Regions from separate parts of the Mus musculus genome. Here region 2 is linked to region 1. The links are chromatin loops, found by intact Hi-C in ENCODE. Cell type or tissue: heart. All regions are shown on one strand.

Region 1 (4,000 bases):
GGTGCATTCCCGCCCGGCTAACAAAGGCTGCTGAGGACTCCCAGACCCAGGAAGGCCGCGCGGGGCCGAAGGGTTAACCCAGAGCCCCGCTCCCGCGCGCATCCCGGCCCCCGCCCTCCCGTCGCTAGGAGACGCCGGAAGTGGGGGAGGGGCGGCGCGGGTGGGAATCTTTTTCGGGCGCTGGGGGCGGGTGGAGGGGAGCGCGCGTGCGCGCGCCCGTCGCCGCGGTGACCGTCCTCGCGGCCCGTCGGCTCGCGCCCCGCCTCCATTCCCCTCCGCCCCCTCCCTCGTCGCGCGCCGTAGGGTGTGTGTGGGGGGGTAGCCGCTCGCTCCTCCCGATTCCCGCCGCGTCCGCCGCTGCTCCTCCTCTCCCGGGCGTCGCGGCCGCTGCCTCTGCGGGCTGTATGAGGAGGAGTAGGAGGAGGAGGAGGAGGAAGAGAAGGATGTGAAGATGGCGGAGCTGCAGATGCTGCTGGAAGAGGAAATCCCGGGGGGCCGCCGGGCTCTCTTCGACAGCTACACGAATCTGGAGCGGGTGGCCGACTACTGCGAGAATAACTACATCCAGGTGCGATGCGACGCGGCCCCTCGCGCGGCTCGGCGCGGCAGGACGCGGGCTGTGAGGGGCGCGCGGGGCGATGGCGAGCGGGGGAGGCCGCGCGGTGCTCGGTCCAGGGAGCCGCGCCGGGGTAGGGACAGGGCGAGGGCGGCGGCTGCAGGGAGCGAGGGTCGCCACCAGGCCCCAGCAGCCCCGTGCGAGTGACCGGTGCGGTGCCGTGCGGTGCGTGGCGTCCCGCCCCCTCGCCTCTGCCCCGTCGCCCCCGCAGTCCTCTCCTGTCAGTGTTCCGGATGGCGGGGGAGGTGGCGAGTGGCGTTTTCTGTCTAACGGGATCTTGCTCGATGGCAGGCTTGTGTGACAGAGGGATAGGTTACCCCCTGCCCAAATTCCGAGGGACCCCCTTTTTATTAAGGGGTCCTTTTTCTGCAAAGTGAAATGCCTCACTTCTCCATTCCTGCGAATGTACCCTGAAGACAAAACAAAAATTCTTAACCCTTAAGTTTAAACATTTTTAAAATGTAAAAGGGGCATGGTGGAACGGCTGTCTCTTATTGCAAGTTAATACCATTTTTTTTTTCTCCTCCCTGTGGAGAATGGGAAACTGATAATGAGCTGCCTTTCCTTCTCAGGTCTCGTTAGAATAGGTAATTTTCCTTTGGGGAAAAAAGAACTATGACTATTTTCACAAAGAATTAGGGAAACGAACCACATGGTTTAGTTTTTTTCCCATGATGATTGGTTTGGCCCAGGGACTTCAGTGTATGTGTGTGTAGGAAGGTGAGAAGTGTGTGTGGGGCGGGGCATTGGTGAGATGAGAACCAGCTGGTCATGGGATAAATGTAAAAATTTTGTGAAGCAACACTTTAAAAATTAACTCATGGTATGCAAATCCAGTATCTCTTGTTTTCCGTAGGGCTTATACTGAATTACAGGTTGTGTCTACATTTTTTTTACTCCCGTTTAAATTCTTTGGATAAAATGGAATGGAAGCGTGATGCTTAAACTGTTAGCTGTATTTTAATGTTCTTGTCCCTACTCCCGTCCCTGCAGATATCCTTAACAGCAGTTGTATTGAAAACATTCTCAAATCTGAGTATGAATTGGAAAAAAAAAAAAAACCCCAAAAAACCAAAACAAAAAAACCCAGATGCTGCAATTTATAGGATCTTAAGTTTTTTGAGGACCACATTGTTAGTCAAAGACAATGTGCTTAGATTTTATTTGGTTATACACACACTGAACTCTACTATTATGTTGTAAACATTTGTATTGAGAATGAATCAGACATAATTGAATCTTCTCCCCTAAAAAGAAGTGGTGGAAAGTGTGTGTTCAGTAGGAAGAGTGTGTGTGTCTTTGGTCAAAGATTGATCAAAATTCCCCACAAATGTCTGTCAGATACTTTACAAATACAGAGCTATGTAGGAAGCATTCAAAGGTTTTACTGCAGGCTGGAGAGATGGCTCAATGGTTTAGAGCACTGACTGCTCTTCCAGAGGTCCTGAGTTAAGTTTCCAGCAACCACATGGTGGCTCACAACCATCTGTAATGGGATCTGATGCCCTCTTCTGGTGTGTCTGAAGACAGCTACAGTGTACTCATATACATAAAATACATCTTAATCAAAACAAAACAAAGATTTTTATTGCTTATCCTGAACTCTTCTGGGGTTTATAATATAGTTCAAGAGACCGATCTGTGAGCAAATTAAATAGCAATACCATGTACCATCAGCCCTTCTTGTGGGAGGAGGAAATAGTCTTCCTTCTTCTTGTCATTCCCAAACAGTGTAACAACTACTTAACGTGCCATGTACATTTTATTATATAGTATAAATAATGTACAGATTTGAACTCTAGGGGAGGATGTGTGATAGATTGAATGTAAATTTTATGCCATTTTATGTAAAGGACTTCAGTATCCAAGGATGGGGTTGGAGTGGGGATTGGGGTGGGGTGGGAGTGTGTCCTAGAACTAATTCCTATTGGATACTGTGCGACGAGCTAAGTATAGTTAATTTATACTTTGTAGGGAATTGTGGGTAGAAAGGTGATGCTTATTTTCAGGGCGTCACAGCTGCTTGGAGAGGCAAAACCTAAAAGACCCAAAGTGCTAATTGTGTTCCCTTGTGTAACATAGTATGGGAAAGTCTTATCTGTCAGAAGAGAAATTGGGGAGTGGAAAAGTGATTAGATTGCAATTGCAGCCAGCTAATAAGAAAAAGGTTTTTGAAAGATGAATGTTACCATAATTTGAGATTATAATTGCCACATAAAGGGAAAGTACATGAATTGATAAAGTGGAGAGGTGAAAGAGATCACATTGTCTTAAAATTTATAATTCTAGCCTACAGAGTATCAAAGTTGGTGTGTTATTTATACTTATACTTATTCTTTTTTTTTTTTTTTTTTTTTTTGAGACAGGGTTTCTCTGTGTAGCCTGGGCTGTCCTGGAACTCACTTTGTAGACCAGGCTGTCCTCCAAGTGCTGGGATTAAAGGCACCACCACGCCCGGCTCTACTTATTCATTTTTGGTGTTGGGGACTGAACTCGGTCTTGTGCTTGCTAAGAATACAGGCTACCACTGAAGTACACTCAGCCCACTGTAAAAGTATATTTATTTTTTAGAAGTAGATTTTGAATTTGAAGCCATCTACTATTTTTAATTTAGTATCTGAGATAGAGTTTATACTTTTGTTTCATAGGTTGTCCTCTGTTGTGGGATTCACTGGATTTATTACTGTAGTACTTTCCCAGGATGATATTTTTACATGATTTGTTTGTAGTACATTGATACTACAACAACAACTGGTGATAGTTGATGTGTGCAGCGCCAGCTGTACATTTGGCTGGTTCTTCTGATGGAAGGACTGACCAGCAAGAGTCCTGATGCTGTCTGTGACCCTGTAACACATGAAAGTCAATTGGCAGGATCACTGAGCAAATGACCAATTAACCTTTTATGGTGGTGTTGTGTCTTAGTTTCTAGCTTCAGTCAGCTAAATCAACAACATTTTATTGTATGGAATTATAACTTTTTTGGGGTGGAGGAGGGCGAGATTGAGACAGGATTTCTCTATATAGTTTTGGCTGTCCTGGAACTAGCTCTGTAGACCACGCTGGTCTTGAACTCACAGAGGATACCCTTGACTCTGCCTCCTGAGGGCTGGCATTAAAGGGATGGGCCACCACCACCCAGATGAAATGTAACTTTTAAGGCAGAAAAAAAAAATGTTGATCATTTATAATAGTTGTTATTCAGTGCTAAGTGTCTGGTTTTATGTCTAGGAAATAAAATAAAAAAATATACACTAATTGTGGGTTATAATTAGTGTGAGATTTGAGCAAAAGGAAAGGAACATATATTACAGATAGAGAAATGTACATAAATGTAAATATTTACTTTTTAGAATACAGTGAAGTTAATATTGGAATTTTAAA
Region 2 (4,000 bases), 66 kb after region 1:
ACATCCCAGCCCTCAAGTTTTAAGACAAGTTACAGTGTGTATGCTTAGAAAAAACAGCTGGAGATATTTCTTAATTAAAAAATACATTTATTTATATGTGTATGTATACATGTCAAAAGATCACCTGTAGGAGTGCATTTTCTTCTTTGGTTATGTAGGTTCCAGGAATTGAATTTAGTTCGTCTTGGTTGGCAGTAGTACCTTTACCTACCAACCATATCTATTGCTGGCCCAAATGAGATACTTTTCTTGAAAAAAGTTCTTTATGGTATGCAGAACATACTTGAGTTTGGAACAAAGACTAAGTCTTAAGTGAATGTGAGTTAAGTTATGAGTTATCTGATTTTATTAAAAATTTTGAGGGTAGATGTAATGCTAGGAACCAGAGATTATATGAGATAATGGTTCAAGGGGCCCATTACCAAGTGATTGAAACTAGTAAAAACCACAGAGGAACTAAATCAAGTGTCCTGGTTTTTTTAGCACCTTATTGTTATGGATGTATTAAATTGGTAACATAATGCAGTATATGTTCTGAAAGACAAAGTATCTGTATAGTGGTCTTTAGCTTGTAAGAATTCAGTCTTCACTGATAAGAGTCCAGAAAGGAGTGATGGCCTTGCTGTTCTTTAGTCTGTCTCACTACTCAGGTGCCTCACAATGTATCTCACAACAGTAGTATATTTACATTATGAGCATTTCTTTTTATACAATATGGTGCCTCAGTATAAGTTGAAATGAATAGCTGTCTTTCATGATCCTTAGATTGCTTTTTCTCTGCAATGGTTTTTTTTAATAGGCCATCGAAGGGTAAGTTTAACTAAACATGACTTTTTTTTTACTTGTTTGCCATTTATATTGGATATAGAACTTTTTTTTAGAAAAGGATACTCAATTGTGTTAAACTGGTAATTGGATAGAAAAAATATATATGTTAAATTTTAGAAAGTTGCTGTGTATGAGTGCTTATTTGGTTTTATCTTTCTAGAAATGGTATTTTCGTTCACATCCTATTTTTGTTTTCCCCCTAGTTGTGGCAATTTATGATTATACAAAAGACAAGGAAGATGAGCTGTCCTTTCAGGAAGGAGCCATTATATATGTCATCAAGAAGAATGACGATGGTTGGTATGAGGGAGTTATGAATGGTGTGACCGGGCTCTTCCCTGGGAACTATGTTGAGTCCATCATGCATTATTCGGAGTAGAGCCCGGCACAGCTGTGCTTCTCTCAGGAGGTCAGGTCTTCCCAGATTAGCTTGAGGCCCTGGGAATTTCCTCCCAGTGAAATGAATGAAGCATACAAATGATGAAGTTACTCCTTTTATTACTGTTTTGGTTTATCCCCTTGTATCAAAAACTGAAAGCCAAGTCTGAACAAGTGGATCTTCTTGCTGTCATTTGCATTATGCTGTCTAGATTGAAAATGTGACCATTTCTCAATCATGAAAGGCATACCAACATGAACATGTAGCTAAAACATGTAAGACCAAGACTGACTTGAGGAAAAATATCTGGGATCTTTCTCAGGAATACTGTACACCCTTGGATTTCTCTTCCTGCAGAATCTGTGACATTGGATGCTCATTGCCTCTGCTTTGGGGCTAACCTCATGGCCTGGTGGACACCCTTGCCCTTTACTTTCAGTATATGGAGAGGAAAGGAACCAGTGTTTAAATACTTTATTTAACTGCTTTTTGATTGCTTAAGGCTGTTTTCCTTCTTTAACACTGTAAACCCTGTGTTCTCTTAGCACTGGAGTGCGCTAGGTGAGTTAACCTTGAACTCCCTTGCACCCTGTCCTGTTTGTAGATTATAAGGATGACAAAATGTGAAAGTCTCCAAATATTCCCAGGGTTGTTAACAGTTTGATTTTAATGCACTGTTGCATGAGACTGCATTGCTGATAGCAGCCAGTGAAAGCAATGTGAAATGTGGTGTAGGTACTTCATGTACTGAGGTGAGCTTGTTGGATACGAAGGTTCCTAAGGATCTCCAGCCTTAGGCTGTTTCAGAGCAGGAAGTCAGACCAGCTATTACTGTTCTTTTGATATTCAACCCCCCCACCCCACCTTTAATTTTTTAGCAGAGACTAGTGTTGTCAAGTCTCTTGACAGTCACTGGACTGGGAATGAAAGGCTGCTACCATGCTCTTGGACCATTATCAATGGCAGTGTTAGCTGATGCCAAGTCATTTTCAATCTCTCAGCTATAGAAAAATAAGTCTCCTCCTGATCTGAAGTGATTAGACTCTAAAGTGGCACTCCTAGTAATATTCTGAATTTTGTGATTCAGAGTGAAGAGTGTGCTGGAGAAGACTAATAGAATAAAATACTTGCCCAGTCACACTGAGGAAAATCAGTAGTATGTATTTGAAACTATTGGCATCTCCCTCATCTACCGAAGAGGAAGTAAAGCTGTTGTAATCCAGATGCAGGCCTTGTACATGCTGTCTGGTGATGCTAGAAGAACAAGCGTTGTAGATGTGAAGAAAAGCAGACTATAAGGCACTGACACTCCACTGGTAGATCCGCTATCTGCACCTGAGGCTTCACTGTGCAACTCGGACCCAGACAGTGTTCTTCTCAAGACCTCTTTTGCTTTAAGGTTGTAGGTTTTGTTTGTTTCAGACATGGTGTCTTCCTGCTCTAGCCTCTCAAATACTAGGATTGTAAGGAGGAGCCACTGTACCAGGAGCAGCAGGCTGTTTTGGTTTTAATTTTATTTTAAAACCACATTGCACATCAGCTATCACGCTTTTAGATGGTTTGTTTTTTTTGTTTTTTGTTTTTTTTTGTTTTTTTTTGGATTTTTTGAGATAGGCTTTCTCTGTATAGCCCAGGCTGTCCTGGAACTCACTTTGTAGACCAGGCTGGCCTCAAACTCAGAAATCCACCTGCCTCTGCCTGCCGAGTGCTGGGACTAAAGGCGTGCGCCACCACCGCCCGGCTCACACTTTTAGAGTTTTTTTAGATGCTTTGGATTCTTTAACTTGCTTCTAGCACACGTTCCACTTCATGGATTTGTTAGGTCATCTTGACTGTCTTCAGAATATATCCCTGAAGTCCTCTGAACCTTTAGTTCCATTATGGACCCAAGCAAGACTGTATATGAACGTTTAACTCTGATTGTATTGGTACATGGAAACTTTTGAAAAATAGTTGCACTAATTATTTATTTAAGTAGCCTTTTGTTGAACAAGCTTAGTTGACTAATAAGACGTTTGGAAACCCAGCAAACAACTAGCTTTTGTAGTCATAGAAACAACTGGTGGTAGGCACCAGGAATACAGTTTATCTTCTGGACTCCTGCTGAGTTGGGGTTTGCAGAAAACACTTGTGAAATCCTTTGTGCTGAAGACTTGCACTGGGGGTAATCCATGGGACAGATGACTCCCTCCCCCTTGTATTATTGAGTACTAATAGGGTTTAAAAACGAAACACAAAATACTCTATGTTGGCCTTTTCCCCCAATCTTAAATTTTTTCAATTTTGGATTCTATGAATTGTTTTGGAAGGATACTCTGTAACAATGAGCCAGGCCTACAGTAATCGGAGACTTTTAATGTATGTAATATTTTATAGATTGCATGCTGTTAATACTGTGAGGTTATTTCCTGTTTTATTGTAAATTTTCCCATTTATTTGCCCATAAACTAAAATATGGTTGATATTAGGAATTTTAAACAAATGTTGAAACTTTGCTGACCAGAATGCAACCACTTTACCAAGACACAGGTACTGAGGGCTCTGGTCTATCCTGAAATGTCTGATTCTGTGCACAGTTCCTTTACCCTTAAAAAAAAAAAAAAGAAAAGACTGGACATGTCTCTTTTTTTGCTGTTAATATTTGAAGGTCCAAGGATCTGAGTGAAAATACATTCTTGTGTTTGATCTTATAGCCAAGGCAAATTAGAAACAAAAATAGTGCCAATATTTTGAAATCTAGACCCAAGATTTCAGCCTGCTGTGTTTGGAATAAATATGAATTTTTAAAGATGT

What was found. Peaks named below come from ENCODE experiments on the same cell type or tissue, not always from the same donor. Only the 100,000 strongest peaks of a DNase experiment are listed, where the experiment ranks them.
Region 2: a loop joins it to region 1, with 2.0 times the contacts of the local background. A loop is called at or near these places in 2 of 42 quality-filtered maps.

The regions. Positions count from the first base shown.
Region 1 is chr1:60,409,352-60,413,351 of GRCm38, forward strand. Abi2 (abl-interactor 2) reads left to right here and starts at 268. Exons shown (of 12, transcript NM_001198570.1): 1 at 268-568. The coding sequence starts at 452. In heart, a CTCF peak has its summit at 2,168 (motif pointing left); a DNase peak (open chromatin) is centred at 280; H3K4me3 peaks cover 1,636 bases; H3K27ac peaks cover 1,292 bases.
Region 2 is chr1:60,475,709-60,479,708 of GRCm38, forward strand. Abi2 (abl-interactor 2) reads left to right here. Exons shown (of 12, transcript NM_001198570.1): 11 at 1,032-1,124; 12 at 2,295-4,000. The coding sequence ends at 2,299. It also overlaps a transcript of Raph1 not described here. Among named protein-coding and RNA genes, the nearest start is that of Abi2, 68 kb to the left of the region's middle. In heart, no CTCF peak of the experiment used is centred here; no DNase peak of the experiment used is centred here.